Regions from separate parts of the Homo sapiens genome. Here region 1 is linked to region 2. A link is a loop called in an ENCODE intact Hi-C map of the cell type or tissue named here. Cell type or tissue: Caco-2. All regions are shown on one strand. Links, peaks and the distances in the headings refer to the core of each region. The heading gives the core; the rest is flanking DNA.

Evidence for each region. A loop is a pair of places that touch in the nucleus more often than their neighbours do. Peaks named below come from ENCODE experiments on the same cell type or tissue, not always from the same donor. Only the 100,000 strongest peaks of a DNase experiment are listed, where the experiment ranks them.
Region 1: a loop joins it to region 2, with 6 times the contacts of the local background. A loop is called at or near these places in 8 of 110 quality-filtered maps.

What each region holds. Positions count from the first base shown.
Region 1 is chr2:171,161,234-171,177,057 of GRCh38, forward strand. It overlaps a transcript of TLK1 not described here. Among named protein-coding and RNA genes, the nearest start is that of TLK1, 8.3 kb to the left of the region's middle. RefSeq lists silencers at 1-60, 191-250 and an enhancer at 11,919-12,248. In Caco-2, for the core only: no CTCF peak of the experiment used is centred there; DNase peaks (open chromatin) are centred at 5,178 and 5,528.
Region 2 is chr2:171,263,348-171,279,171 of GRCh38, forward strand. LOC105373737 (a long non-coding RNA gene) reads right to left here. Exons shown (of 3, transcript XR_923573.3): 2 at 7,872-7,995; 3 at 2,279-5,425. It overlaps LOC107983995 (a long non-coding RNA gene), which reads right to left and starts at 1,573. Exons shown (of 3, transcript XR_923576.2): 1 at 1,487-1,573; 2 at 688-734. It also overlaps the pseudogene LOC124906093. In Caco-2, for the core only: no CTCF peak of the experiment used is centred there; a DNase peak (open chromatin) is centred at 8,864.

The sequences.
Region 1 (15,824 bases), core at 1,010-9,009, 110 kb before region 2:
CACCTGACTCCCCCTGTCTCCCGCGGAAGCGCGCCTCTCTCCTGACCCACACCCAACACGGGGAGAAATGCTGCTGCTCTCGCTCAGCTGCCGCTTCTCGGGAGTTCAATGTGATCGTTTCTCAAAATGGAACTGAAAAGTTGAGAGTTCCTTCTTTCTTGCCCCTCTGTACTGTGCAGAAAAACGTATGTGCGCCTCCCCGTCTGCAGAATGGGAATAATGACCGAATAAAAGAGCTATGAAAATAAACATGGGTAGTGGGAGAGTTGGGAAATAAAACTTTCTCGTGTTTTCTAAAAAAGAGTGAAGAATCTTTAATGAGGAAATTGAAAATTACCAGTTTTGTAGACTGTATGGTATAGCAATTCTTTGTTTTAAAACAGTAAGTGGAAAATCTAAATGAAAAATGTGATTACTGAATCACATATTTAGGAAAACTATACAGCGTTCATCTTGCAGAAGGTATGGTTTCTAGAAACTTATAATTTGTTTCTAGTGTCTCCGCTGAGTCCCGACTACAAAAATCCCAAAATAAATAACAGCATTTGCTAAAATTTATAGATAGAGTGTAGCTTTCTACAGACCCACACAAGTATACTCACACCAGGGATTGGGCTTCTTGTACATAAAAGAGCACTCTAGTTCAGGAAAAGTACAACAAGGTTATTTCTCTCTTTAGAAAACCAAATTGAATAGAGCACTAAAAAGATTATGATATAGCGCTACTGCACAGACAAGAGGAAATGGCATGATTACCAGGGGGACAAAAATGTCGTTTCTATTTTTTATTTTTATGACTTCGCATTTCTCATAGTAATGTTTTGTTCAGATAAACTATCATACTAGAAAAGAACCTTGATTGTCAGTTATCTCCAGAAGTAATTGTAGTTGCCTTGTGCTTTAGATACTTCAGTGAGTTTTTAGTCTTGTCTGCTTTTCAAACTTAAGAGGGACATCTCACAAACAACTTTATTGAGGTATAATTGACAAAATAAACTGCACATATTTAAAGTGTACAATTATTGGCCAGGTGCGGTGGCTCACGCCTGTAACCCCAGCACTTTGGGAGGCCGAGGTGGGCGGATCACGAGGTCAGGAGTTTGAGACCAGCCTGGCCAACATGGTGAAACCCCATCTCTACTTAAAATACAAAAATTAGCCGGGTGTAGCGGCACGCGCCTGAAGTCCCAGCTACTCGGGAGGCTGAGGCAGGAGAATCGCTTGAACCCGGGAGGCAGAAGTTGCGGTAAGCCTAGATCGCAACGTTGCACTCCAGCCTGGGCGACAGAGCGAGACTCCTAGACTCTGTCTCAAAAAAATAAAAATAAAGTGTACAATTTGATAAGTTTTGATGTGTATACCTCCCTGAAACCACTTCTACAAGGAAGATGGTGAATGTATCTATCACCCTCCAAAGTTTCCTCTTTGTGGTTCCTCCTCCACACTACTTCCATTCTCTCCAACCACAGATCTTTCTGTCATATGGGTAGCTTTCCATTTCATAGAATTTTAGATAAATGCAGGCCATACAGTCAATTTGTACTCTTGTCTGGCTTTGGTTTTGTTTTTTGTTTTTTGTTTTTGAGACAGAGTCTTACTCTGTTTTGCCCAGGCTGGAGTGCCATCTCGGCTCACTGCAGCCTCCGCCTCCCGGGTTCAAATGATTCTCCTGCCTCAACCTCCTGAGTAGCTGGAATTACAGGCACGTGCCACTACATCCAGCTAACTTTGTATTTTTAGTAGAGATGGGGTTTCACCATGTTGGCCAGGCTGGTCTCAATCTCCTGACCTCAGGTGATCCGCCCACCTTGGCCTCCCAAAGTGCTGGGATTACAGGCCTGAGCCACCGTGCCAGGCCTTGTCTGGCTTCTTTCACTCGACATTATTTTTTTGAGAGATTCGTCCACATTGTTGCATTATCAATAGTTTGTTTTTATTTTTAAGTAGTATTACACTGAATGAGTGTACCACACTTGTTTATCCATTAAACTATTGATGGACATTTGCATTGTTTTCACTTTTTGGCTGTTACGAATAATGCTGCTAAGAACATTCATGTACAAGTCTTTCTGTGGACATAGGCTTTCCTTTCCCTTGGATACATACCCAGGATCTTGCCATTCGATTTTTATACCTAAATACATGCACTATAAGAGGAACAGAGTTTCTGTAATGACATGTTGATAAATGTATGCTCTTTCTGTATTTTTAAGAGTAAGCTTAGTCAGCAGATTGCGGTGAAAAGAACATGGGACAGGAAGGAAGTTAAGAGACCTGAGTATTAGTCTCAGCAGGTAACTTGATTCAATTTCCTCATCTACGAGAAAGAGGTTAGAGTCACTGAGTGATTTTTAAAGCTCCTACCAATTCTGAGACTGTACAGAGCTCAGTTCCTCTCAAAAATGGTAAACAAAGCCCAACCAAAAAGGTTTGATGATGGTAGGTTATCTTTCTCCCAACCTTCTCCAGAGCTTCAAGTTTTTAAGTTATCCTTATGCCAATTCATAGTACTTTTTTTTTTTTTAATTGTCACCCAGGCTGGAGTGCAGTGGTGCAATCTTGGCTCACTGCAACCTCTGCTTCCCAGATTCAAGGAAGTCTCATGCCTCAGCCTCCTGAGTAGCTGGGACTGCAGATGCCTATCACAATGCCCGGCTAATTTTTTGTATTTTAGTAGAGATGGGGTTTCACCATGTTGCCCAGGGTGGTCTCAAACTCCTGAGCTCAGGCAGTACACCTGCCTTGGCCTCTTAAAGTGCTAGGGTTACAGGCATGAGCCACCACGTCCACCCTAACTCATGTTATATTTAATGCAGATTGGCTATGTTTATTTTTAATGATAACTAGAGGATTACAGCATATACATGATCAACTTACTTTAGTTATATTTTTGTTGTGGATACTTCCTTAGAAGGACAATTAAATGTTTGATTCCTGTCTTCATGTGGTTTTTGATAAGACAGCACTCACCAACCTTTAAAAAAAAGGCTTTTACTGGCAATGGGGAGTTATTTAAACAAACTGCAGCTTAGCCTGAAAATGGAATGTCATGCCATTATTTAAAATCATGTCTTCAAAGAATACCAGAGAAGATAACATTTTCACACTATAGTAAGTGAAAAAATGGATATGATCTGGATTTATTCCTAAGTATGCATCAAAAACACTGGAAGTACTCAGGAGGCCAAGGTGGGAGGATCACTTGAACACAAGAGTTCAAGACTAGCCTGGGCGACATGATGAGACCCCATCTCTTAAAAAGAAAAAAAACTGGAAGGATGTGCCCCAAAAAGTTAATAATAACTAGCCTTGGGCTGTGAGATCACATAGTTATTATTTCTTTATGTATGCTTTTCCAAATTTTGTAAAACAAATCATGTATTTCTTTTTATATTCAGAAAAAGTTCAATAAATACGTTTTAAGTAATTGAAGTAATTGAAGCATAAAGAAGGCCTCTGGACATAAGTTGTGCAAATACATAATTTTATAAAATGATTATGTCAAATAAATGAAAACTTTTAAATGGCAAGGAGAAGCTCCTCCACACCTTGAAATTTGCTAGTATATGGGCATTCAAAAAATGTCCGATAAAAAAATAGATCAAGACTGGGCACGGTGCCTCACGCCTGTAATCCCAGCACTTTGGGAGGTTAAGGCAGGAGGATCACTTGAGCCTAGGAGTTCTAGACTAGCCTGGGCAACAGAGTGAGACCCCACCTCTATCTAAAAAAAAGAAAAAGATTAGATGGCTAGAGTGATAGATTACACAATAGGAAAAAATATAGAAAAGTCAGAAGAGTTCAGATTCAGACAGAAAGAGACACGTGCCACTCTGTAGGGAAGAAGAAATCTCAAGAGCAAGAAGAGATCATTGGAAGCTTTCTGGCAATCTTCCATGGAGGAATATTCCCAGAGGGAAAGCCAGCTTGAGAACACAGAAATGAACTGAGCAAGTAAAAGGTAGTAAACCTGCCTAGAAAGAATCAGGAAGAGACTAGAGAGAACGTTCTGAGTGCTCCATGAGGACAGGGCCTTAAGCCTCTAGTACAGACCAAGGGCTCTGTCAATGTTGTGGAATTAATGAATGATGACGATCAATGAGCTGGGTTTCAGGTGATAGGGCAATGCAGGAGAAGTCTTCAAGGGTCTCCTGATGGAAGGTCAGATGCAAAAGGTGAAGGTCTGAGCCCCGATCTATAGGATGATCATAATTTATAACTATGTTTAATAGACTATTTTCTATTTCTATACCATAGTAAAAATATTTACAAAGCATCCAATATTATAGACATACTAAAATGCATTTTATACTCTTAACTTCTAAATTCAAGGGAAAAAATTAATGTCTGAGCCACCTAAGCCCCTTTCCCCCAAACCAACAAGAAATTAGCCCAGAGGCTGGGGGCTGTGGCTCACGCCTGTAATCCCAGCATTTTGGGAGGCCGAGGCGGGTGGATCACAAGGTCAGGAGTTCGAGACCAGCCTGACCAACATGGTGAAGCCCCATCTCTACTAAAAATACAAAAATTAGCCAGGCATGGTGGCGCACACCTGTAATCCCAGCTACTCAGGAGGCTGAGGCAGGAGAATTGCTTGAACCCAGGAGGCGGAGGTTGCAGTGAGCCGAGATTGCACCACTGCACTCCAGCCTGGGCAACAGAGGGAGACCCCATCTCAAAAAAAAGAAATGAGTCCGGAGACTGGATGAGGTATACTTTCTGAGTACTCCCATACAGTGGGATACTGGAGCCTGTTCATAATGTCCTGGGAGAAGATTATGTACATGGCTTCCCAACTCCACATTCAGTAATGTTACATGTTACAATTGTAGCTTGAAGTCAGCCATGGTGAGAGTAGTTATAACTCCTAGGTCAGCAAAAGCTACAAGTTAGAGCTGCTTCTCCCCATCAGAGCCAATTATTAAGCATTCACCAGCACACCACTGCTCCCATCGTACATTTGTCATTGCTGTACTGTTCTCTGTTCTCTATTTCCCCCTCTTGGCTGAAAGCCTAGGGAGAGCAAGGACCCTTCTCTGTAATGGTTACAGTTGTGTTAATACCCAACATCTAGCACCTGCCTGGCATACAGTTGTGGAGCCAACCAACTACCTACACAGCTGGTTAATAAGCACTGGAGTCCCCTGAGCTAACCTGCTCATAAACATCTGGGCTGGCCATCTAGCAGGGGAAGAATAGGCCAAATGCCCCACCACCCCTTCACACTCATCCTTCATTGCCCAATGTTTGTGGTTTGATAAAGTTCACTGACCTTGTTAGGGTTTTCAGATTAAACTATGAATATTGTGTAGGCCATATTTATCCTAAAATGTTTTTTATTGATTTGAAATTCAAATTATCTGAGCATCCTGCATTTTAATTTGCTAAATCTGGCAACCCAAGCCCTTTTGAAGTAAGCAAAAAGATATTTCGTAAGGTAGTATCTGTGAAAGACGAAGATTCTCTGACCTGGCAGTTCCGTTCCAAAGAATGTATCCTAGAGGAATTCTTGCTGCTATGCACCAGGAGATAAGAACAAGAATGTCCGCGGCACTACTGTTTGTAGTAGTCAAAACCTGGAAATTACCCAAATGTCCGTCAACAAGAGAATGGATAAATTAGAGATATGTATATTTGTACAGTGGGATACTACACAACAATTAAAATGCTCACAAATATAATGCTCATTAAAAAGAGCAAGTTACAGAAGAACAAAGTCAGTTTGATTCCTTCTCAAATATTCAAAATCATTCAAAACTAAATCATATATTGTTCAGGAATACATTAAACTACAAGGAAAAAAATGGAAATGAGAAGCCAAGATCAGAGTGGTTACCTCCTTCAAGGAAAAGGGCACATGTGATCATGGGAACTCAGAGGGACTTCAAAAACACTGCTAAAAGCACCACTTGTTAAGCTGGGTGGGAGTACGGAGGTATGTTTGTCTTATTCTTTCTCTTTAAACTACATGTATATATTAGATCTACTCTTACATGTATGAATTATTACATTACAAATGTTGAAATGAGGAGTATTGGGCCTTCTTCCTTCTTATCAGAGTGAATTGAAATGTCAACAAGGCCTCCTCTGCCTGGACTCACCTCCAAATTTTTGTTTCCTTCTTTGTCCAAAGGTATGAATATAGATCAGAGCTCTTAAGATGCCTACCCTGCAATCTCAACACGCCCCCTCAATAGTTTTTTTGATTAGTTGCTTAGACAAATGGCTCCATTACATTAGATTATGAAGAATTCTCATTTCATTAAGTTGGTTCTATCTTCATTGCACAATTCACAAAACCACTGCTTGAAAGTTTTGGTTTCCAAATCCTGAAGAGATAGTTCCAAGCTTTTGTATATAATAGGCTAGATTACACTTCCTCTGCTCCCTCCAGTGATGGAAATGTTTTCTCTCAGATTTGTCAATCCATTTGAAAAAAAGAAAACCCTTGGTCCATACACAACAAAAACTGGAATTACTAGATTCTCAAACAAAAACTGGAATTACTAGATTTATTTCACCTGAGGTTAAATAATTGTAACCAACTTCAGAACAATAATATCCCCTCCCCCAAAGTGCACTAGAAGCTATCCTCCAAGGACATGGTATTATGAAATGTTTACAAAAACAAAGTACAACAAGCAAACAGTGCTCATATTACAAATTTTGAATCAATAGTGTACCTCTTAACAAAGCAGGCAACTTTGAAAAGTAATTTAAAAATATATAAATTATAATTTATAATTATAATCTAGTGTTACACTTTACTTATCCTAAATTTTACTGATTAAACCAAAATATAAATTTATCACATTAAGAGGGAAAAACAAAAATGCCCAAAATCTTACCCTGGACATTGTTTCTGCAGCATAAATTTTTTTGTAGGCAAAAGAAATGGAAGTTTCTTTTCGTAAAAAATATCAAATATCTTTGATCTTCGACAATATCTTTCCCACTCCATAGTTTAAAGATTTTCAGAATTACTTAATGCATTCCCAGAAAATAAAAACTAAATGCCAAATCTTTCTTAATTCGATACATGGCAAAGGAGACATATATAACCTCATATGAATTTAGAAACTTTGAAACAATATGGGAATGTAAAATATTGATGAGAATTTCTTCCTCCTCTTCCAAAAAAAATAAAAAAATAAAAAAATAAACAGTCAAAATGCCACCATGAAGTAAGAGCGGGGATTCTGAGCTGCAAGTGATTTTTTTGTTTCATGATCCAGGTGCTGATTAGAAGTGTGTATTCAGGGCGCTGTGGCTCATGCCTGTAATCCCAGGACTTTGGGGGCAAATTAGGAACATTCTCCCATGGATTTGTCATAATTCAATGAACCATGAATCACTGAATCATAAAAAGAATTCATAGTTTGGAAGATAGGGGTTGGAAAGAACTGGTGTCTAAAACAGACTTTAGCTATAGATACAAGATAATATAAACACCAATAATGGGAGATAAGATGATGCTAAGTCTAAAATGTTAATAGAACTATCACAACAATATAGTTACATTGAGATTTTATTTATAATGATGAGAGTTATTCTGGAAGTGTGTGCTCAGGGTGCAGTGGCTCATGCCTGTAATCCTAGCACTTTGGGAAGCAGAGGCAGGTGGATCACTTGAGGTAAGGAGTTTAAGACCAGCCTGGCCAACATGGTGAAACCTCGTCTCTGCAACAAATACAAAAAGCCGGGTGTGGTGGCGCATGCCTGTAATCCCAGCTACTTGGGAGGCTGAGGCAGGAGAATCGCTTGAACCTGGGAGGCAGAGGTTGCAGTGAGCCGAGATCTCGCCACTGCACTCCAGCCTGGGCAACAGAGTGAGACCCTTTCTCAAAAAAAAAAAAAAATTTGTTTTTTGATCCACTAATTTCATTCTGGGAATCTATCTGGAAGAAACAATCTTAAATTAGAAAAAATGTGTCTGTGCTTTTTCTCTTTGTACACAAAGATAATTCTATTCAACATTATTTATAGTAACAATAAAATTGAAAATAACGTAAATGTACAATATTAAGCATATGGTAATAAATTATGGCTCATCTATCTTATAAAATATGATAAGGCCATTAAAATGTTTGTGAAGATTTTATAATAACCAAAAGCAATAGTTTGCTTATAAGAGCATCTCAGTGAATAAAGCAGCATAAAATATATATATACAATATAGTCTCAATCATATAAAATGTGTATAACAAAAAGAATGAAAGGAAATATATCAAAATATTTTTATTACCAGTTCTCACTATCTTTCCCAGGCTGGCCTTGAATTCCTGGGTCAAGGATTTTTCCACATAATTGGAATTACAGGCATGCACCACCAGGCCCAGTTGAAAATATACCAAAGTATTAAGAGTGGTTGTCTTTCTGTGGTAAAATAATGGCAGATTTTTGTTGTTAGCCTTTGTACTTTTCAATATTTTCCAAACGTTTTATAGGAATAGCAAGTACTTTATGGGGAAAAAAAACGCTGTATTTTTTCAAATGACTGAGTTTATTACCCCAGATTAAATTAATGAAGACCAAGAAAAAGAAGGATTAACAGGGGCTAGAAGAAAAACAAAACGTTTGGTGCCTTCTTTTCCGCAGATAGTTAAAAGCTATTGTTTGGCTTTTTATTGATTCAATTAAGCAAAGGTAGATTTTTAAAGTATTTGTGGAAAGCTTTCAGGAACCCACTAGCAGAATCAGAGGAATGGCCATCTTTGAAAATCACAGTAGAAAATAAGAGCAAACAAAACTAAGTCTGCAGAGCAAATGACAAAACTGAAAAGAAACAGCATGCACACATGAAAAGAAAGGCATAAAAACATGGCAGCAGTGAGACTAACCATGATAAGTTTAGTTATTAAATGTAGATTCCCTATTAATAGAAAAAGCCTCCCAGATTGTGTTAAAAATTAAAATCCAATACTTTACTGCTTATAAAAAAATACTTCTAAATAAAATAAGACAAAAAGACTACAAAGAAAAGGATAGGTAAATATGTAGTAAGCAAGCTTGTAATAAATTAGAAAAAGCATTATTACATTAAAATAGAATTCAAAGCTTAAAGGTTATTTTGATTTAATATAAACATGAGATACACAAAAAGATAAATGTCAATAGATACAACAATTCACAAAATTGAAAATAAATTAGCTAACTATGGGAGTGTTGCAGAACCACTACCTCACTGTATCAGTTTTCCTCTTCTTCCTGGGCACATGGGTAAAGTATACCTTCAAGTCTCCTTTCAGTGAGATAGGGCCACGTTATTGGGTATAGACAGTGGAATGTAAGCAGACATCTGGTGTGTCTCTTCCAGACAAAAGACTTAAGAGTCATTGCGCCACCATCACACTCTGTCTTCTCCTCTGGTAGGTACTATAGAGACCAGATAATGATGCGAAGTCACAAGGTGAAAGTGCCCTGGATCTTCCAATCACTGCAGGGAGCGTAGCTGCCCCATAAGTTGGCACCAGACTTTGCATGTAGAGAAATAAACCTACGTTGTTTGGTGCTTTATTTGCTATTACAGCATAGCCTATCCTGTCTTGATTAACACAATGGACAAATGTCAAACCACCCAAATAGTCAAGAAATTTAAATTAAACAATGAAGTACTACTTTTCATCAATTAAACTAAAAAGAAAAACTTAGAATATTAATACTCAGTGAAGTGGGGTAAAGAATAATCTTTTCAATAAATGAGGCTGGGTCAAATGGATATCCAGAGGGGAAAATACGTACTTTGACCCTTACCTCACACCAAACACAAAAATATATTCCAAATGAATTGTAGCTGTAAATATGAAAATTAAAACAAATAAAGCTCTTAAAAAATCTAAAAATATTTTTATGATCTTAAGTTAGGCAAAGGTTTCTTATACAGGACATGAAATGTGCTAACCATATGGGATATTTTTGATAGGTTAAACAATATTAAGATAAAGAACTTCTAATCATCAAAAAACTTGCTTTAAGACAGTGAAGAGACCGGGTGCAGTGGCTCATGCCTGTAATCCCAGCACTTTGGGAGGCCAAGGCAGGTGGAGGGAGGTCAAAGCTACAGTGAACTGAGATCACGCCACTGCACTTCAGCCTGGATGACACAGTGAGACCCTGTCTGGAAAAAAAAAAGAAAAGACAGTGAAAGGATGCTGGGTGCAGTGGTATGCACCTGTAGGTAGTCCTAGCTACTGAGGAGGCAGAGGCAGGAAGATTGAAAGTTCAAGATCAGTCTGGGCAAAATAGGAGACTCTTACACTGCCCTCATCTCCAAAAAAAAAAAAAAAAAGACAGTGAAGGCAAACACAGAGCGGAAAAAGATAGTTGCAATACATATATTTGACAAAGGACTTGTATTCAGAATATGTAAAAAGCAAAATAAAACCTTTAAGGAAAAGATAGATAATATAGTAGAAACAAACAAAAACTTGAACAGTTGCTTCACAAAAAAGAATAACCAAATGCAAAAAAAAATGCTAAATATCTTTAGTCAACAACAGCAAAACAATTAAGGCAAATGAGATACCACTCAACAGACAGGCTAAAATGAAAAATATGAAATGTCAGTAAATATGTGCAACACTGGGAACTCCCACACACTGGTGGAAGTGGATATTGGTACCTGGTAGCAGTAACCACTAAAGCTGAAATGTCCATATCTGTGATCCATCAATTTCATTCCTAGGTATATACCCAACAAAAATGCGTTACATATATTCATCAAAAGCACATGTACAAGAATGTTCATAAAGCAGCACTGTTTGTAATAGCCCCAAACTAGAAACTATCTAAGTACTCATTAGAATAAATAAATTATAGAATATTCACATAATACAATACTATGCAGAAATGAGAATTAACAAATCACAACTAAACACAATGATGTAGATGAACTGTACAAAAATAATGTTGGGCAAAGGAAGATAGACATGAAAGATTACATACTATGTGATTCCATTTATATAAAGTTTAAAAACAGGCAAATCATTCTATGGGTTAAAAATCAGGACAGTGGTTACCCTTGAGAGGATAGGAGGGAGGCTTCTGAGTGACTGGTAATGTTCTGTTTCTTAGTTTAGGTTCAGGTTACAAAGTACGTTTACTTTGTGGAAATTCATCAAGCTATATACATTTAGATTTGTACACTTTGGTACATGTAGTTATACTTCAATAAAATGTTTAACAAATACAATAAAAATATAGACACACCACACACACAATACAAAATTATGGGAAGTATCTACTTAAACTAGTTGATATGGTTTGAATCTGTGTCCCCACCCAAATCTCATGTAGGATTGTAATCCTCAGTATTGGAGGTGGGGCCTGGTGGGAGGTGATTGGATCATGGGGGTGAATTTTCTCCTCCGTGCTGTTCTTGTGATAGTGAGTGGGTTCTCATGAGACCTGGTTGTTTAAAAGTGCCACCTTCCCCCATTTCTCTCTCTTGCTCTTATTCTGGCCATGTAAGATGTGCCTACTTCCCCTTCGCCTTCCACCATAACTAAAAGTTACCTGAGGCCTCCCCAGAAGCCACGCAGATGTCAGCATCATGCTTCCTGTACAGCCTGCAGAACTGTGGGCCAATTAAACCTCTTTTCTGTATAAATTACCCAGTCTCAGGTATTTCTTTATAGCAGTGAGAAAACAGACTAATACTCTAGTATTCTCATACCTTGTTGATAAACTGGTACAAACATTTTGGAAAGTGATTTGGATATATGTATAGTCCACTTTAACTGTATAACATACATATATTCCTATTTCTGAGAATCTTTCCTAAGAAAAAAATTCAAAATATGGGGAAATACTATGAATAAAAATGTTTATCACAGAGTCAAAGTCAATTATAACTATAGCATATCCTGTTAGTATAGTTTTATTCAGCCAGTTGTGACTACTTTGAAAACTCTGGTGCAACATGACAAAAGCTTTTGGTATGATGTAGGGTGAAAAAGGAAACAGAAACTTGTATGCTCACTATTATTATAACTAAGGAAATATACCAGTTAGAATAACATAACTAAAAAGGAAAACACACAAATGATATATATGCAACTTTCTTGCCCAATCTCATCTACTCTTGTGACTCATACGGATCACATATGTACAGAGCTAGACAGGATCTCACTCTGTTGCCCAGGCTGTAGTGCAGTGGTGTCATCACATCTCAGTGCAGCCCCAAACTCCTGTTGCCCAGGCTGTAGTGCACTGGTTTCATCACATCTGACTGCAGCCCCAAACTCCTGGGCTCCAGGGATCCTCCCACCTCAGCTTCCAGAGTAGCTAGGACTACAAGTGTGCACCAGCATGCCCAGCTAATTTTTTTTTCTTTTTTTGGCAGAGGCAGGGTCTCACTATGTTGCCCAGGCTGTTCTCAAACTCCTGGGCTCAAGGCATCCTCCCCGCTCGGCTTCCCAAAGCCTGGTATTATAGGTGTGAGCCATCACATCTGGCCCAATGATGACTCTTTAATTTGTTTCTTCAGCCCACATCTTTCTCCTGAGCTCCAGGAGGTTCAGAATTGACCCTATGCATCTCCCCTTGGATGTTCCACAGTTTTCTCAAATGTCTTCATCCTATATTCACTATCTTGGGTAGAAATGACCAGGAATAAGAACCAAGACAAGAACCCAGTTAGTTATCCAAACAAGAGAACTGAGAGTCATTCTTGTCACCCCCAGCTCCCCATTTCCCATACCTCCATCCCTTGCCACTCCCTAAGACTACGGTGTCTCTTAAACAGCCTGTTGAATCCATCTCCTCCCATTCATTCATCTGTCCATCCATCCGTCCTTCTTCCATTGCCTTAGTTCAAACTTTTATTATTTTTCCTCCTGGATTATTCCAAAAGCTTTCCAACTAGTCTTTCTAGCACTATGTGATTCTTTTTCATCTTTTTAATCTTGTTGTCACCTGCCTGTTTTCCCAGTTTTATATCTGGTTACTCTCTCATGGGAATCCCACACTGCAGCCACACGAAAGTTATTACAGTGACCAAACAGGTTATACACTCTGTTTCACTTCCTTTGCCTTCCTCCAGCTTGGAATTTCCTACTCCTACCTATTCTTTCCCCCACCCTTTTCCTAATCTTATTTGCTTGACTCACCATTCAAGATGCAGCTCAAGCCTCTCCTTGGCTAGAGAACCTTTGGGGAATCACATTGTTATATGATTGTAATCATGGGGTACACTAATTCTCCTTCTTGTTTTTATCACTAACATTAAAACGGAGCAATTTTTTAATTTGCCAAGGTACTCTTCATAATTATTATTTAACATGCAATATTAAGCTCTCTATCTCCTTGCTCCCATGGCATACTAGTATAATCTTTATTATATCACTTATCACTTTGTTTTAGAATTATTTTTTGCATGTCCTCCTCCTCCACTAAGCCCTGAGTTCCTTGAGGGCAAATACTTTTGTCATATTCATTTCTATATCCTTAGCACAGAGCCTGCTGCAAAGTAGGAATTCACTAAATGAAAGCTAGTCAATGACTAAGTAATGGTGATTGTGTTCACACAATAGTCTTTTGGATAACATTTTTTTTCCTTTTCTCAATTCCCCAAATTTTCTGTAGCTACTTATTATTTAGATTCACCATCTTTTTTTTTAAGGGAGATTTAGAATATAACTTTTAGTAATATTACCCTTAACATTTTAAATGATTTTTATTTATAAAATGCCTTATGACTCCCAACTTCACTCAGTAAGTACAATCAAGGCTGGGTGAAGTAGCTCATGCCTATAATCCCAACATGTTGGGAGGATTGCTTGAGGCTAGGAGTTTGAGACCAGCCTGGGCAACACGGCAAGGCCCCGTCTCTATACAAAATGGATAAAATCAGCCCCAGGTGCGGTGGTGCAAGCCTGTAGTCCCATCTACTTGGGAGGCTGATGTGAGAGGATTGCTTGAGCCCAGGAGGTCAAGGCTGCAGTGAGCTATGATTGTGCCACTGCACTCCAGCCTGAACTACAGAGTGAGATTGTTTCAAAAAAAGTACACTCAGCCCTCCGTATTCATGGTATCTATATCCATGGATTTAATCAACTAAAGATTAAAAACATTTGAAAAAAAAAAGAAATAGTAGTGGTTGCATTCTATGCTGAACATGTACAGACTTTTCTTTTTTGTCATTATTCCCTAAACAATACTGTATAGCAACTATTTACAGAGCATTTACATTGTACTAGGTATCATAAGTAATCTAGAGATGATTTAAAGTTTTTAAGTATGTAAATATGACACCATTTTATATAAGGGACTTGAGTATCCATGAATTTTGGTATGGGAAGGTGGTCCTTAAACCAATCCCCTATGGATACCAAGGGACAACTGTACATACACAATGAAGAAAAACTGGAGCACCATTTGTTATCTCCCATTCTATCTGTAACACACTTCATCATTCCTAATTAACAGTTACCTCTCAGTCTTTATCTAACTAGCCCTCCTAGCAGTATTTGATTCAGCTGATTGCTCCCTTCTTCTTAAACCTCTGTCTTTATTTGACCTCTGGGACACTATCCTCCCACCTTGATGGCCACAACTACCTCCCATGGACCCTGGTTCTCAACCTTGACTGCACATTAGAATCACCTGAGAAACTTTTTAAAAAGAAATACCAAATCCAGGCCCCTTTTGTATCAGAATCTTTGGGGCTGGAGTCAGGATATCAAGGTTTTTTTTTTGTTTTTGTTTTTGTTTTTGTTTTTGAGACGGAGTTTCACTCTTGTTGCCCAGGCTAGAGTGCAATGGCGCGACCTCTGCTCACTGCAACCTCCACCTCCTGGGTTCAAGCGATTCTCCTGCCTCAGCCTCCTGAGTAGCTGGGATTACAAGCATGGGTCACCATGCCCTGCTAAATTTTTTTGTATTTTTAGTAGACACAGGGTTTCTCCATGTTGGTCAGGCTGGTCTTGAACTCCCAACCTCAGGTGATCCGGCCGCCTCAGCCTCCCGAAGTGTTGGGATCACAGGTGTGAGCCACTGTGCCCGGCCGGGATATCAAGGGTTTTAAAGCAGTCCAGGTGATTCTAATTGGGACCAGTGTTGAGCAGCACACTGTGTGGGTTTAAAAACCATCTCTATGCAGATTAGTTCAGAATACATGTCTCCAGCCCTGACCACTCTCTGAGCTCCAACCTCGGCTAGCATGGCTTCTCTTGGGCTGTCTAATAACTCACATATCCAAAACGGAACTCTTGATTTTTGCCCCCAAACCTGTTCTTTCCCCAGTTTTCCCATCTCTGTAAATGGCCCCATTAGTTAGTAGTTGCTGAGGCTGAAATCCTAGGAATTGTCTGATTCCACACTTCCCACATCCACATAATTAAGTTCTGATCTGCTACGCATTAAAAGCATATTCTAATATTACCATTGCTCCTTTTCTTCATGGCTACCACTCTAGGCTACCGTCATCTCTTACTGAGCTAAAACAATAACTTCATAGTCTCCCTGCTTCCACTCCTGCATTCCTGCCCTACATTGCCCTCAGCGTCCACAATGACTTGGCCTCTGTTCTAGATCTTCAGCCTCCTCTCTGAGCATTCTCTGCCTTGCTCACTCTCTGCTTCACCTCATCGGCCTATTTTTTTTTTAATTTTTTTTTTTTAAAACAGTCTCCCTCTGTCACCCAGGCTGGAGTGCAGTGGCACAATCTCGGCTCACTGCAACCTCCACCTCCCGGGTTCAAGCAATTTTCCTGCCTCACCCTCCTGAGTGGCTGGGATTACAGGTGCCTGCCACCATGCCCAGTTAATTTTTGTATTTTTGGTAGAGATGGGGTTTTGCCATGTTGGCCAGGCTGGTCTTGAACT
Region 2 (15,824 bases), core at 4,037-12,036:
CGACCTCAGGTGATCTGCCTGCCTCAGCCTGCCAAAGTGCTGGGATTACAGACATGAGCTACCATGCCCGGCCAGGAATTCAACTTTGGAGGCCCCATTTCTCCATTCTTTCTTTTCTGGGTTTGTGGGGCTATATTTCCCTTTCCTCTCTTCCTAATATAACTTTCCATACCTCAGCTGCCTCCCTGGCGCCAGGGCTGCCATCCCAGCAGGCCAAGAGGCAGACCGCTCTGCAGCGTGATGTGTTTTTTATGTTTCTGGCCATCTTTCTAGTCTTCTGCACAAGTGGAGTGTGTGAGGGGAACCCCTGCAGGAGAGTTACTGAGGACTACAGACTCTACTTCTGGCAGGTTGCCCTGCTGGGGAATCAGGCATTGGTCTCAGTCAGCTGGATGGGGCTGGGATCTATTTTCTATTTCCAGGTTCCCAGCGCGCATGTTCTTGTTTCCTGATGGTGCAACACTGAGGCTCAGCTATATGGCCGGGGAGATCTGTGAAATAAATGTGGGCATTTCATGTCATGTCTGGAAATTCCTGTGGAACTCTGGAGAGTGCCCCCAAAGTGAATAAAAATCAACATAGTCCTCTAATAATGTAATCTGTCCTCATAGGAAGCACTTCAGAGAATATTTTCAAACAAAGGTAAGATCTGAATAAAGTGAAAAGTGCTACTTTTATGCCCATTACCTGATGGACTGCTCACCAGTTCCAGAAGTCCTCCAACTATGGGAACACTGTCATGAGAACATGAAAATAAACCATACTGATTAATCTTGAATGAAACCTAACTCTTAAGTTTTGACTCCTCCCCCTCAAAAAGTACCTAGTGAATCTGTTTGAACAAAAATGAAATCAAAATTTAATTTGAGAAACAAATATATAAACATGAAAAAGTTTAGGCAAGAAAGGGCAATACAGGCCGGGCACAGTGGCTTATGTCTGTAATCCCAACAATTTGGGAGGCTGAGGCAGGAGGATCACTTGACCCCAGGAGTTTGAGACCAGCCTGGGCAGCATAACAAGACCTCCATCTCTACAAAAATTAAAAATTAAAAAAAAAAAAGAAAGAAAGAGGAATATGATGAAATAATTCCTCATCTAATCTCTGTCCCCTATTCCCTTGTTTCTCTCCAGGAAGTATTGTTAACAATTACTTAAGTATCTATACATGGCACTGGCATAGACATTACACACACACACACACACACACACACACACACACACAGGTGGTATGTGTATACATGTATGTATATATGTATATATCACATATCCTTTTTATTATTGTGAATGTCTTTATACATACAAGAGAATCTATTGTATAAGTGATGAACAAAGATTATGACCAACATGAACATTGTTGAATGTCATGGTCCTAGAAACAGAGGACATGGGCAAACTGAGAAGAGTTTAATAAAATGACTATTTACAAAATTGCAGGCAGGTTTAGAGAAATCAATAAAGGATAGTGCAGTACTCAGACACTTACCCAGATTTTGTGGGACCTAATGAATATTCAGTTTTTAGAAACTTCTTTAAGAAAAAGCATGTACTTCTTTAAGAAAAAAATGCAAAATTATGACACAAAAGTAGGTGCAAGAATAAAATTAAATAGCTGGAGACCGGGCGCCATGGCTCACGCCTGTAATCCCAGCACTTTAGGAGGCCGAGGCGGGCGGATCACGAGATCAGGAGATCGAGACCATCCTGGCTAACACAGTGAAACCCCGTCTCTACTAAAAATACAAACAATTAGCCAGGCGTAGTGGTGGGCGTCCGTGGTCCCAGCTACTCAGGAGGCTGAGGCAGGAAAATGGCGTGAACCCGGGAGGCGGAGCTTGCAGTGAGCCAAGATCGCGCCACTACACTCCAGCCTGGGCAACAGAGCGAGAGTCCGTCTCAAAAAAAAAAAAAAAAAAATTAAATAGCTGGGCACAGTGGCACATGCCTATAGGCCCAGCTACTCTGGAGGTTAAGGCAGGAGGATCACTTGAACCCAGGAGTTTGAGACTGTAGTGTGCTATGATCACACCTGTGAATAGCCACTGTTTTCCAGTCTGGACAACACAGCAAGACCTCATCTCTTAAAAAAACAAAAAGAATGAATTAGAATGAGAAAGCACATCAAACCAAATTTCTAAGACTATAAATATCAAAATTGTCATAAAATATCATAAAGTATCAAATACGATAAAATCTAGATAATATCATCATATCACGATTAATCACCTGTCTTTAATACTTTTTTCCATATATATATTTTTTTGTTTTTGCTATGTCCTTTTTTTTTTCTTTTTTGAGACAGAGTGGAGTGCAGTGGTGCGATTATAGCTCACTGCCACCTCAATCTCCTGGGCTCAAGCAATCCTTCCACCTCAGCCTCTCGAGTAGTTAGGACTACAGGTGCATGTCACCACTCCCGGCTAATTTTTTATTTTTTGTAGAGACACGGTCTTACTATGTTGCCCAGGCTGGATATGTACTCTTTGATCATTGCTTTACATGACATCGGTATCATTCTCTAAAGAAAGAATGGCAAGCTAAGTTAGTCTTTCCTCTAGATGGTCTCTTTCTGGATTCTCTATTCTGTTCAATTGGTCTGCAAATATCTCCCTACAAGAGAATAAGAATAGTTCAGAGGAACAATTGAAAAGACAAATCATAGCACATATACTGCTGAGCATTGGTCAGAGGCACCATTTTTTAAGTGCAAAGATTAGGGCATTTTACAAAGCTAAGCAAACTCTCAGTTCACCTTCCACGCATAAGAATGATTTTGTCGTCAGGGTCACAGCTCCTGCCTGTAATCCCAGCTACTTGGGAGGCTGAGGCTAGAGGACCCCTTGAACCCAAGAGGTCAAGGCTGCATTGAGCCATGATCGCACTACTGCCCTCCAGTCTGGGTGACGGACTGAGACCTCATTTCTAAAAAACAACAAAAAGAACGTTTTTTTCACTTCCTTATTACCAAGTACTTCAGTGGCTCCTGATCCCTTCAGATAACATCTAAACTCCTCTTCGTGGCAAATGAGACTCTCCATCCTCTGATTTCTTTTTACCTGTCTGGCCCCATCCCTCACTATTTTCCTACCACCACACCTCCACCTGTTCCACACAAGTTTTACTCCAGTAGCACTCAGCTATCTGGTTCCAGAGCATGCTATGCTCAGTCCCATTCCTGAAGCTTTGTATACAATGTTCTCTCTACTTGGAACACCCTCCCCAGCTTGTCCACCTGGCAAATCCACCCCGTGTCTTCAAGTCACAGATAAAATACTGCTTCTTCTGTGAAGCCTTTCTTGATCCCCTCAGACTCATTCAGGTTTTCTTCTCCTTTGTCACAATCCTACTGAAGCAATAATCTTACTGTAATGCAACTGTTTGCAGGTCTGTCTCCTCACTAGTCTATACATTTCTGCAGATCATGAACTGAGACTTCATCCTTGTATGCCAGGCACTCAGCACAGGGCCTGGTACACAGTAGGCACTTAATAAGTATGTTTTAAATGAATGAGCTTAAGCAACTTACATATGCTTACTGCTATGCTAAAATGTTCTCTCATGTTATGCTTACAACAACCCTATGAAAAAGTATTATTCTTATTTTGGGGGGGTGATTAGAATATGCCACCCCAAAATATGAACTTTTGCATAAGGATTATTTTGAGCTGAAAACAGTTGAGAAGCAGCACATGCCAAGAAGTATCTCTGCCCTCCTCCCTACTTGCCTAAAAGTAGGACGTAAATTTCCATTTGTGCCAGGTTTGGCGGCTCACACCTGTAATCCCAGCATTTTGGGAGGCCGAAGCAGAAGACTCACTTGAGGCCAGGAGTTTGAGACCAGTCTGGGCAATATAGCGAGACACCCATCTCTGCAATTAACAATTTTTTTAATAAAAAAAAATACATTTGCAAAGGCGTCTCTCTCTCTCTCTCTCTCTCTCGCATACCAGGAAGAGGAAACTCTTAGACTCATAATCACTAGAGACGAGGAGATAACTCTAGCCCAGAGATAGCACCAAAAGGTACCTACATAGTAAACCCTAATAAAATAACTCCTATTTTCCATTAGTTTCTCTCCACATATTTACCTCCCCACAATTTGTCACTCCAAAAGCTTAAACCCCTTTTCCTTCGTTTTGCCACATCTCTACAAATACACCATTCTTCGTTACGATGCTACATAACAACTACTCCTGCAAACTACTCATCACTGAGTAGTTTTTATGTAGCATCTTTGTTACGATGCTACATAACAACTACTCCTGCAAGTTACACTCATCACTGAGTTTCTCCCAAATGCATGTGCATTGCACACATTCATAAGCTCTGTTTTTCTCTTGTTAACCTGTCTTTTGTCAGTTCAATTTCTAGGTTCCTAACTGTAGAACCTAGGAGAATAGAAGAAAAGTGGTTTTTTCCTCTGCAGTTTACAGATAAACAAACTGAACCATAATGAGTTTAAGTAATTTGTCTGTAGAATTTCAACCCAGTTCTGTCTAATGCTAAAAATTTATGCTGTTTGCTACATTATGCTGTTTGTCTAAGCAGGTAAATTGTGTCGTTTCAGTAGCACTTAAGCTAGCTGCATATGGCATGGCTGATCCAACTTTTTCTGAAATAATAGACTGCTCTTCTTTCCCTGAGAGATCAAAACCCCCATTATGTGTCTGCCCCATCCACTCCCACTGAAATTGTTCTTTTCAAGGTCTCAAGTGATCTCTTTGTTGCCAAATCTAATGACCATTTTTCTCTTATCTTTTTTGACTCTCAATAGTTTCCCACAAAGTTGACCGCTCTCTTTGTTCTGGAAATAATGTTCTCTCTCAGCTTTTGTGACAAACCATTCTCTTGGGTGTTTTTTTTTTCTTGCCTCCCTGGGCACTCTGTCTCAATTCCCTTTTCTGGCTCTTCCTTCTCTTCCCTACCTCTAAATACTGGGCTTCCTCAGAATGAGGTCTTGAACCAGCTCCTCTTCTCTGTCCACCTCCTGCTGTAGGTGATCTCACCCAGGCCTGGGAAATTAAATGACATCCATATGCTGTTTGCCATTAGTATATCTCCAGCCAAGAAGTCTGCTTACGCTCACATGTCCAACTAACTACTTGATATCTCTACTTGATTGTTTCATTAGTACATCTTTAAAATCTCATTGGGAACTTAATTTCTCCTCTTAAAGACGTCCCTCTCCCAGTGTTTCAGTTACTATTGCTATGTGACAAACCACTTCCAATCTTCATGTGTCAGGACCCCAGACAGGGTACAGTGGGAATGACTTATCTTGACTCCATAGTAGCTGAATCCTCTGCTGGGAAGACTCGGAGGTTGGGGTTGCCTTAACAATAGGGGCTGCAATCATCTGAAGGCCTCTTCATTCACACATCTGGTGGTCAATGCTGGCTGCTGACCGGGACCTTAGCTGGGACTGCTGAATGGAACATTTACACTTCATGTGACTTGGATTCCTTCATAGCGGGGCAGTCTCAGGATAGGTGGGCTTCCTTATTTTTATTTATATGAGGTCTCACTCTGTTGCCCAGGCTAGAATGGGAATGCAGAGGTGTGATTATGGCTCCTGCAGCTTTGAACTCCTGGGCTCAAGTGATCCTCCCTCCTCCGACTTCCTAGTAGCTGGGACTACAGGTGTGAGCCACCGTCCCCAGCTGAGGTGGACTTATTTTTTTTTTTTAAGACGGAGTATCGCTCTGTTGCCTCAGGCTGAATACATTGGCAAGATCTTGGCTCACTGCAACCTCTGCTTTGCGGGTTCAAGCAATTCTCCTGCCTCAGCCTCCCCAGTAGCTGGGATTACAGGCACGTTCCACCATGTCCAGCTGATTTTTGTGTTTATAGTTGAGAGAGAGTTTCACCATGTTGGCCAGGCTGGTCTAGAACTCCCGACCTCGGGCTGGGAGCGGTGGCTCATGCCTGTAATCCCAGCACTTGGAAGGCCGAGGTGGGTGGATCACCTGAGGTCAGGAGTTCAAGACCAGCCTGGCCAACATGGTGAAACCCCATCTCTACTAAAAATACAAAAATTAGCCCGGTGTGGTGGTGTGTGCCTATAATCCCAGCTACTCAGGAGGCTGAGGCAAGATAATCACTTGAACCTGGGAGGCAGAGGTTGCAGTGAGCTGAGACCATACCATTGCATTCCAGCCTGGGCAACAAGCGTGAAACTCTGTCTCAAAAAAAAAAAAAAAAAACAAAAAAAACTCCTGGCCTCAAGTGATCTGCCCACTTCAGCCTCCCAAAGTTTGGGATTACAGGTGTAAGCCACAGAGCCTAGCCTGAGATGGACTTCTTATGTGATAGACCATGCAATGTCCTAGCAGACAAGACAGAGGCTTCCCATGTCCTTTTATGATCTAAATGTGGATGTCCCGGGGTTGGTTCCACTGCTACTCTATTGGTAGAAGCAGCCACACGCATGCCCAGAGTCAAGAGAAGGAGGTGTAGAGATTCCCTCTCGGTGGGTATATTAGTCTGTTCTCACACTACTATAAAGAAATACCTGTACCTGAGACTGGGTAATTTATAAAGAAAACAGGTTTGATTGGCTTATGGTTCCACAGGCTATACAGGAAGCATGGCAACATTTGCTTCAGGGGAGGGCTCGGAAAGCTTCCAGTCATGGCAGAAGGCAAAAGGCGAGTGAAGAGCTTCACATGGCCAGAGCAGGATGAAGTGCTGGGGGTGGGGTGGGAGGGGCGGGTAAGGTGCCACACAGTTTTAAACAAGTAGAACTCATGAGAACTCACTCAGTGTCAGGAGAGCCTCGCCAGGATATGGTGCTAACCCATTCATGAAAGACCACCCCCATGATCCAATCACCTCCCACAAGGCCCCACCTCTGACACTGGGGATTACAATTCAACACAAGATTTGGGTGGGAACACAGATCCAAACCGTATTAATGGGATAAACAGCACAAGTCACTATCACCTGGTACCAACTAACTGGTCTTACTGCTTCCGTATTTGTCCTCCTCCAATACATTTTTCATGTAACAGCCAAAGTGATCTTACTAAAATATGACTAACCTTATTCTCTGCCTTAAAAGCCACTAATGATTTCCCAATGCACTCAGAATAAAATCTTAATTTCTTGTCCCTGCAACCTCATCTACTATCACTCTTCCCTTGACTCAACCACTGTAGAGCATGCCTCTTCTTTTCTACTTCATAGGTTTGTACTTGCTGTTCCCTTTAACTGAAATACTCTTTCCTTCCTTGTCACTGCTTTTCATCCATAGGCCTAGCTTTTTCTCACTCAAGACTTGCCTCTCATGGCCTGACCACTCTGACTAAAGGGACCTTTACTCAATTTAGTCACCTTTTTATTCACTCTTCATCACCCTCTTTTTTTTCTTCAGAACTCTTCAGAATCTGTAAGTATAATATTTATCTGCGTACTTGTTTATTTGGGACTCTCTCATTAGAATGTAAACTCCGTGCGGGTCTTATTAACTAATTTTATCCCCGGCACCTACCATAATCCCTGGCATACAGTAGATGCTGAGAAAATATTTTTTGAATATAACAATAGATAGATAGATAGATAGATAGATAGATAGATAGATAGATAGATAGACAGAGAGAGAGATAGATAGATGATCTAGTCATTCAATGGCAGCAAAAGAAAAGACATTTCCTCCTGAGTGTCTCTTTAGCCAAGAAAAAAATTTCCCTTAAGAAGTCCTTCCCCTTGAGAACCCAGTTCTAATTCCCAGTCTTTTTGAGATTCCGGACATCTGATTCAGGCCCTGAAATGGACCTGGCATCTTGGATCACACTGTTCCTGGAGGAGGCATGTTCATCAAATTATCAAAACAATGTCACCTGCATTCACTTAGAGGCAATGACATAATTAACCTTGCTGGTTTCTGAAGCTCATAGAGGGCTGTGATGGGTTTCCTAGGATCCCCGTTTTCTTTCAGACATCCATTTGCAGCCAGATCTGACCATCCACTTGTAGGTCATCCTTTCTGCAATCATCCTGCAATTCCAAACATTCAAAGACACAGACAATGGTTTACAAACACTTTGGATTTGTTACAACAACACATTCATGCTTTTTCATACCCCCTCATCTATGAGCTATAGGCATCTATGAGCTATAGGCATCTATTTGATTTTGCTCATCTAAAGAGAATCACAATGAAGTGATTTTGAAAGCATTTTGAGACTTTTGCCAATTCCTTTAAGCTTAGTAAACAGCCTCAGGTGTCAAAATGCCAGCACTCCAAATCACCCATCTAAAGATCTCTTGACAAGCTCATTAATACTAAAGGTTGGTTTGCCATTTCATTTGGTCTTATCAAGATGTTATTTTCTCCCCCTTTTATTCACACTGGATCTTCAGCCAAGGAAATGTGCTCCCAGTTTCCCTTCAAGGAAGATTTTTCTTTTGTTGTTTTTCACTGCACTTCTTTTTCTTCGTTTATTTTATTTTTTCTTTTCTTGCTATAGCTTGCCATGTTGCCTCTATGTTTTATTCTTAAGATGGTATTTAAGCCTTTTATATCCTGCTACCTTTATTGATAGCAAAACGGAAGTTTATGTGTCTTTTCCCCTTGAAACTCAGGAAGGATTTGTCAAGTGTGACTTTTTAAGGAAAAAAAAAAAAATCAACTGTATCTGTTTGGCAAAGATTCGCCACCACACTTGCAATTCTCCTCTCCAGTACTTTCCTGGGACTGACAGTTTTTTGGTCTATTTCACTGGCTGCTGTAACATGTTCCCTTATACTGGCTCATTCCCAATGGTTTGGTAGCAAGTCAGATGAATGAGTCATGGTGAACTGGGAAGTAATGTCAACATTCAGAGCCCTTCTCACTCTCCCTCCAGGCTGGCATAGGCCACCTCACATTCTTTACATGTTACAAAGAGCCAGGTAACTGATTCTAACACCTTTTCACCCATCTACAAGTGGAAATTGTGCAACCTCTGTGAGCACACAACAGGGCTGAGACATCTGGAATTTTTCTGCTATTCCTTTCCCCTTGGAGAGTTTACACTGTATTAAATTTAACTTTTCTGATAGCTAAAGAATAGTTTTAGAGTTAGGAAAAAGAGAGAATGAATGTTAATGAGCAACATTTTTACCAGTTCTCTGCAACATTACCCAAATCATTCAACTATCTTATTGCTAAAAAGAATTCTACCAACTTTTCGGGTGGAAATCCTTTGGACTGGTGCCTGATACACCAACTTTGAGAACAATTTAATGTGACTGGGTTTCATTGTTTTCAGTTCCTTCAAAGAAAGGCAAATTTTTTTTTTTTTTTTTTTTTTTTTTGAGACAGAGTCTCGCTCTGTCTCCCAGGCTAGAGTGCAATGGCGCAATCTCGGCTCACTGCAAGCTCCACCTCCCGGGTTCAAGCCGTTCTCTTGCCTCAGCCTCCCAAGTAGCTGCAACTACAAGCGCCCGCCACCACGCCTGGCTAATTTTTTGTACTTTTTTTAGTAGAGACGGGGTTGCACCGTGTTAGCCAGGATGGTCTCCATCTCCTGACCTTGTGATCCACCTGCCTCGGCCTCCCAAAGTGCTGGGATTACAGGCGTGAGCCACCGCGCCTAGATGGGGCAAATGTTTTACTACATCAGATACTTTGTCTTTAGTCAACCGATTTTTTTCTTTTTTTTTTTTTGAAGACAAGGTCTTTTTGAACATTTTATTTTCTTCTAAGTACTCCCTGAAAGTATTCTGTTTTGCAGTGTTCTTCATAATGCTCCATCTGTCCTGGATTTTTAGAAGATTTTTTTTTTAAATCCCCTCAGAAAATTCAATGAAAAAAGGTAAAGGCTTTACTGCCAGTAGATTTTTGTTTCTCTTCTTTCTGGGAAAGAGCCAGTTTGAGCTTAAAAATAGACCTGAGAAATATCTACAGCTTGAGAATCATTCAACCCTCTAATATTTGCTCTAGAATAAAAAGGAGAGTTGATACATCTGATCTCAAATGATCCCCATCGTTATCACCTTTTTATTTCAGATCAAATAATTCACCACAGCAGCCTCCTGGTGAAGCAAATTCCATTATGTTAACCACCTGCTCTCTCTTATTTTTAATTTATACTGACAAAAGAGAGAAGGTGGGAATTTAGGTCATTCCAAGTGTCCCATGTTCAACATTCATCAATTGATGCTGTTTATTATTTATTACCAATGGCAGTTACTGCGATCCTAACACCAGATATCCACTGGGATAAAAATAGTGTGGCAATAAAAAGGAATGACTTATTTTTAAAGTTTTCCTTTTTAAAAAAATTATTGATTACAATTGACATAATAAAATTCACAATATTTAAGTGTACAATGAAAGTGTTTATCATCAGCTGATAAATCTGGAAGTGTTGCTGCTTGAATTTTTAATGACAAATTAGAGTTGTTGATACGAATACATTGGTATTTGGATGTACTTTCAGGGTCAATGTTAAAAGACATTTTAATATGATTTGGATGTTTTGCCTTGGAAGCAGTTCATCTATGCATACAAAATCAATCCTTTTTTTGTTTGTTTGTTTTTAGAGACGGATCTCCCTATGTTGCCCAGGCTGGCCTGCAGTGGGGTTATTCACAGTTATGACCATAGTACACTGGAGCCTCAAACTCCTGGGCTCAAATGATCCTCCTGCCTAAGCCTCCAGAGTAGGTGAGACTATAGACACACACTACCATGCTGGGCCAAAATCAACTCTAAAGAAACTGTGGGTAAATTTCTTTTCTTTTCTTTTTTATTTTTTTGAGACAGGGTCTCATTCTGTCACCCAGGCTAGAGTGCAGTTGCACAATTACCGCTCACTGCAGCCTCGAACTCCTGGGCTCAAGCTATCCTCCTGCCTCAGCTCCTGAGTAACTGGGACTACAGGTGTGTGGCACCACGCCCAGCTAAATTTTTTTTTTTTTTTTTAGTAAAGACAAGGTCTCACTACGTTGCCCAGGCTGGTCTTTAACTCCTGGGCTCAAGTGAGCCTCCTGCCTAGGCCTCTCAAAATGTTGGGATGATAGGCGTGAGCCACTGCACCTGGCCTCGCTCTCCTTCTTAAATAAGTTTTTCCTCTTTTCCTTGGGAACTTAAAGTTTTGATGTAATTTTATCTTTACATTTTCATTTTTATTTTAGATTCAGGGGGGTCCATGTGTAGATTTGTTACAAGAGTATGTCATATGGGGCTGGGGTTTGGGCTTCTTTCTATTGGTCCCATTACCCAGATAGTGAACATAGTCCCCAATAGGAAGGTTTTCAGCCTTGCTCGCCTTTCCTCCTTTTGGAGTCTCCAGTGTCTATTGGTCCCATCTTTATGTCCACATGAATCCAATTATGTAATTTTAAGCTTACAGAAAAGCTGCAAGAATAGTGCAAAGAACTCCCATATACTCTTACTCAAATTCACCAATTTTTATTTTTACTCCAACTTAAATAAATTTAACATTTAGTTTTTTATTTGAGAAAAAAAAAATTAAGGTCTAGCTCTTTCCAAAGTTTGTATTTCCATTTATCTCTAGCCTAACTGGTAGAAAAATAGCAATTAATAGCACTGTTTTACAGCAAGGGAGACTGAGACACAGAGAAGTCTAACAGAACTCTGGGGTCCAGCACCACCTATGGCCAACATAAGGAAGCCAGTCACCACTCAGCTCTGCAGTCTAGCTTGGCAACCTCTAGCCTGACCTCTTCCTGGGATCCCTGGCTCCTATACAAAGCCCTTGCTCCTGACCCTTAGTTTTGATGACTGACATTACCCTTATTGTCCCAATCTTCGATGCGCCTTTTGCCTTTGGCCATTCTGGAGATCACCACACACTCAATTCAGCCCACTAGGGACCTTACCCTGTCTCAGCCCTTAATAGCAGGCAACTTAAAAAGTAGTAGTATTGTCAAATATGCACAACTAGGGATCCCAGGTGTCCTAGCACCTAGAATCATAGAATCAAGAAACACTGGCACTGACGTGACCATGAAATCATTCGGCACAACTCTTGTATCACATGAGGACACTGAGGCCCCAAGAGATTTAATATTTTGTCAGGGTCACATAGTGAAGTGAGCTGGTAGCAAAGGCATGGCTAAAATTCTAGTTTTATGATTTTTTAAACAACATACTGCTGCCTTGTTTTTATTATTATTAACAATTAATCACATGTAAAACAGTATGGCAGTCACTCCAAAAATTAAACATAGAACTACTAGCAATTCTACTTCTGGTATATACCTCAAAGAATTGAAAGTATAGTTTGAACAGATATATTTGTACACTGTATTTATTTATTTTGAGACAGGGTCTTGCTGTCACCCAGCTAGAGTGCAGTGGCATGATCACAGCTCACAGCAGCCTCAACCTCCTGAGCTCAAGCAATCCTCCCACCTCAGCCTCCTGAGTAGTTGGGACCACAGGCACGTGCCATCATGCCCGGCTAATTTATTTTTACTTTTTGCAGAGATGGGATCTCCCTATGTTTCCCAGGCTGGTCTCGAACTCCTGGCCTCAAATGATCCTCCCACCTCAGCCTCCCAAAGTGCTGGGATTACAGGTGTGAGCCACTGTGCCCAGCCTGTGCACTGCATTAATCAGCTCAGACTGCCCGTAAAAGCCACCACAGTCTGGGTGGCTTTAACAACAGAAATTTATTTTCTTTAAGTTCTGGAGGCAAGAAGTCCAAGATCAAGGAGTTATCAGGGCTGGTTTCTGTTGAGGACTCTCCTCCTGGCTTGTAGGCAGCTACCTCTTGCTGCGTCATCACATGGCCTCTTCCCTACACTTGTAGAGAGGGAGAGTGACAGAGGGGTGTCTTTTCTCTTTTTTAAAATAAGGACATCAGTCTTATTGGATTAGGGTCTCACCCTTCTGACCTCATTTAACCTTAATTACCTCCCTAAAAGTCCTGTCTCCAAATACAGTCACTTTGGAAGCTAGGGCCTCAACATATAAATTTTGAGAGGACATGAGTCAGTTCACAACAACTATCTTCTCAGTTTTTTTTTTTTTTTTTTGAGATGGAGTTTCGCTCTTGTTGAACAGGCTGGCGTGCAATGGCGTGATCTCAGCTCACCGCAATCTCGGCCTCCTGAGTTCAAGCAATTCTCCTGCCTCAGCCTCTTGAGTAGCTGGGATTACAGGCCTGTGCCACCACACCTGTCTAATTTTGTATTTTTAGTAGAGACAGGGTTTCTCCATGTTGGTCAGGCTGGCCTCGAACTTCTGACCTCAGGTGATCCGCCCGCCTCAGCCCCCCAAAATGCTGGGATTACAGGCTGAGCCACCACGCCCAGCCTCTTCTCAGTTTTTTGTAAACTAGAACTATTCTAAAAAATAAAATATATTAATAAAAAATTTAGATTCCCTAAGCAACCTAAGTGTCCATTAACAGACAAATGGGTAATGAAAATGTGGTACATATACATGATGAAGTATTATACAGCCATGAATAAAGAATAAGATCCTGTCATTTGCAAAAACATGGATGGAACTGGAGATCATTATGTTAAGTGAAATAATCCAGGCACAGAAAGACAAACTTCACATAATCTCACTGATTTGTGGAAACTAAAAATTAAAACAATTGAACTCATTGAGATAGAGAATAGAAGGTTGGTTAACAGAGGCTGGAATGGTAGTCAGAGGCGGGGTGGAGTGTGGGCATGGTTAATGGGTACAAAAATATAGTTAGAATGAATAAGATCTAGTATTTGATAGCACAACAGGGTGACTACAGTCAACAATAATTTATTGTACATTTAAAAATAACTAAAAGAATATAATTGAATTGTTTGTAACACAAAGGATAAATGCTTTAGGTCATAAATACCCCATTTACCCTGCTGTGAGTATTATGCATTGCCTGTCTGTACTAAAATATCTCATGTATCCCATAAATATATATATACCTACTATGTACCCACAAACATTTTAAAAAAACTTTAGATACCCAAACCAAACTTCTAGAGATAAAAATACATCTGAGATGAAAATACACTGGATGTATTGTGCCATTGGATGGGAATGTAAGTGCCATTGCATGGAAATAATGGTAGATTAAACAATGCAGAAGAAAAAATTATGGATTTTGAAGACACAGCAATAGAAAGTTCACAAGGAGCTGCCTCCACCGTGGGCCTGTGAGAATCGAGGCCCTCGCCAGTGTACCCATGTATCAAAACCAGTTCACGGCCCGGTACCAGTGGATGTTGGTGGTCTATGGGATCAGTTGGTGATCTATGGGATTGGCACCCGGTCTCTGGTGGGCTCAATGGTTTACTTTGGCCAGAAAATGGCGAAGTTGTCAGGTGATGAAGTACAGCAAAAGGATGGCTCAACAAGTGAAGTACCCAGTGAACTATCTGAACCCCCAAAAGGGTTTTATGTGGAAACAATTGTCACAGATAAGGAAGATTTTGTTCCAATTACTGAAAAGATCCTCAACAACTGGAAATCATGGACTGGTGGCCCTGGTGCAGAACCATGACTGGCTACTGAATTCTGAAAACTAAGACTTGGTTCAACATTTAAATTTGATAGATGCCTTGATTCCCATTTTGTGTTTGTGAAACGCATATATATTTAATTTTGCTGTAAAACATAATCACTAATAATATGCAATAAATCTTTTCTTGAAGGAAACTAAAAAAAAAAGAAAGAAAGTTCTCAATGAAACAGAGGGAGAAAAAAAGTCTAAAAAAAAAAACAGTTTCAATAAGCAGTGGAATAAGTTTAAGTAGCCTAATATATATGTAATTGAAGTCCCAAGACAGAGTATACTAATTTGCTAGGGCTACCATAACAAAATACCACAGACTGGGTAGCTTAAATAAAAATTTAAGCTCATGTTTCTGGAGGCTGGAAGTCTAAGATCAAAGTGCTGACAGGTTCTGTTTCTCCCGAGGCCTCTCTCTTTGGCTGGTGGACAGCCACCTTCTTGCTGTCTCCTTTCATGGCCTTTTCTTTGTGTGTGCCTCCCTGTTGTCTCTACCTCTTCTTATATGGACACCAGTCATATTTGATTAGGGTCCCACCCTTATAACTTTAACTTTAATTACCCCTTTAAAGGCCCCATCTTCAAATGCAGATTGAAGGGGGTTAGTTTCAATGTATGAATTCAATCCATAACAGACAGGAAAGAGATAGGAGAACAAAATTTTTTTGAAGAAATAATGGCTGAAAATTGTCCAATTTTGATGAAAACTCTAAACCCAGAGATCCAAGAAGCTCAACAAACCTAAGCACAAGACACAAGAAGAAAACTATACCATGGCACATGATAAATTGTCCAAAGCCAGAGATAAAGAGAAAAACCTTAAAAGCAGCCAGAAGAAAAAAAAAAAGGTTTATAATGTACGGAATAAACAAGATAAGAATGAAAGTAGAAAGGTAGACTTCTTGTCAGAAACAATGCAAACCAGAAGAAAGTGAAGCAACATCTTTAAAGTACTGACGGAAAAAAAAATTGTCAACGTAGAATTTTATACCCAGTGAAAACCTCATAAAGACATCTTCAGACATATGAAAGCTAAAAGCTTTTCACTAGCAAATCTGTACTATAAGAAATGTTAAAGGAAGTCCTTGAGGCAGAAGGAAAATGATATCAGACGGAAATCTAGATTTATACAAAGGAAAGAAGAGAATCAGAAGTGGCACCTATTTGAGTAGTAATAAAAGACTCTTTTGTTATTTAGAAAAACCTCTTTAAAGTATAATTGACCATTTAAAGCAAAAATAATAAGATATTGTGGGACTATAATAAGTACAGTTGACCCTTGAAAAACACGAGTTTAGACTGTGTGACTCCACATACACAGATTTCTAAAAATAAATGTATTGAAAACATTTT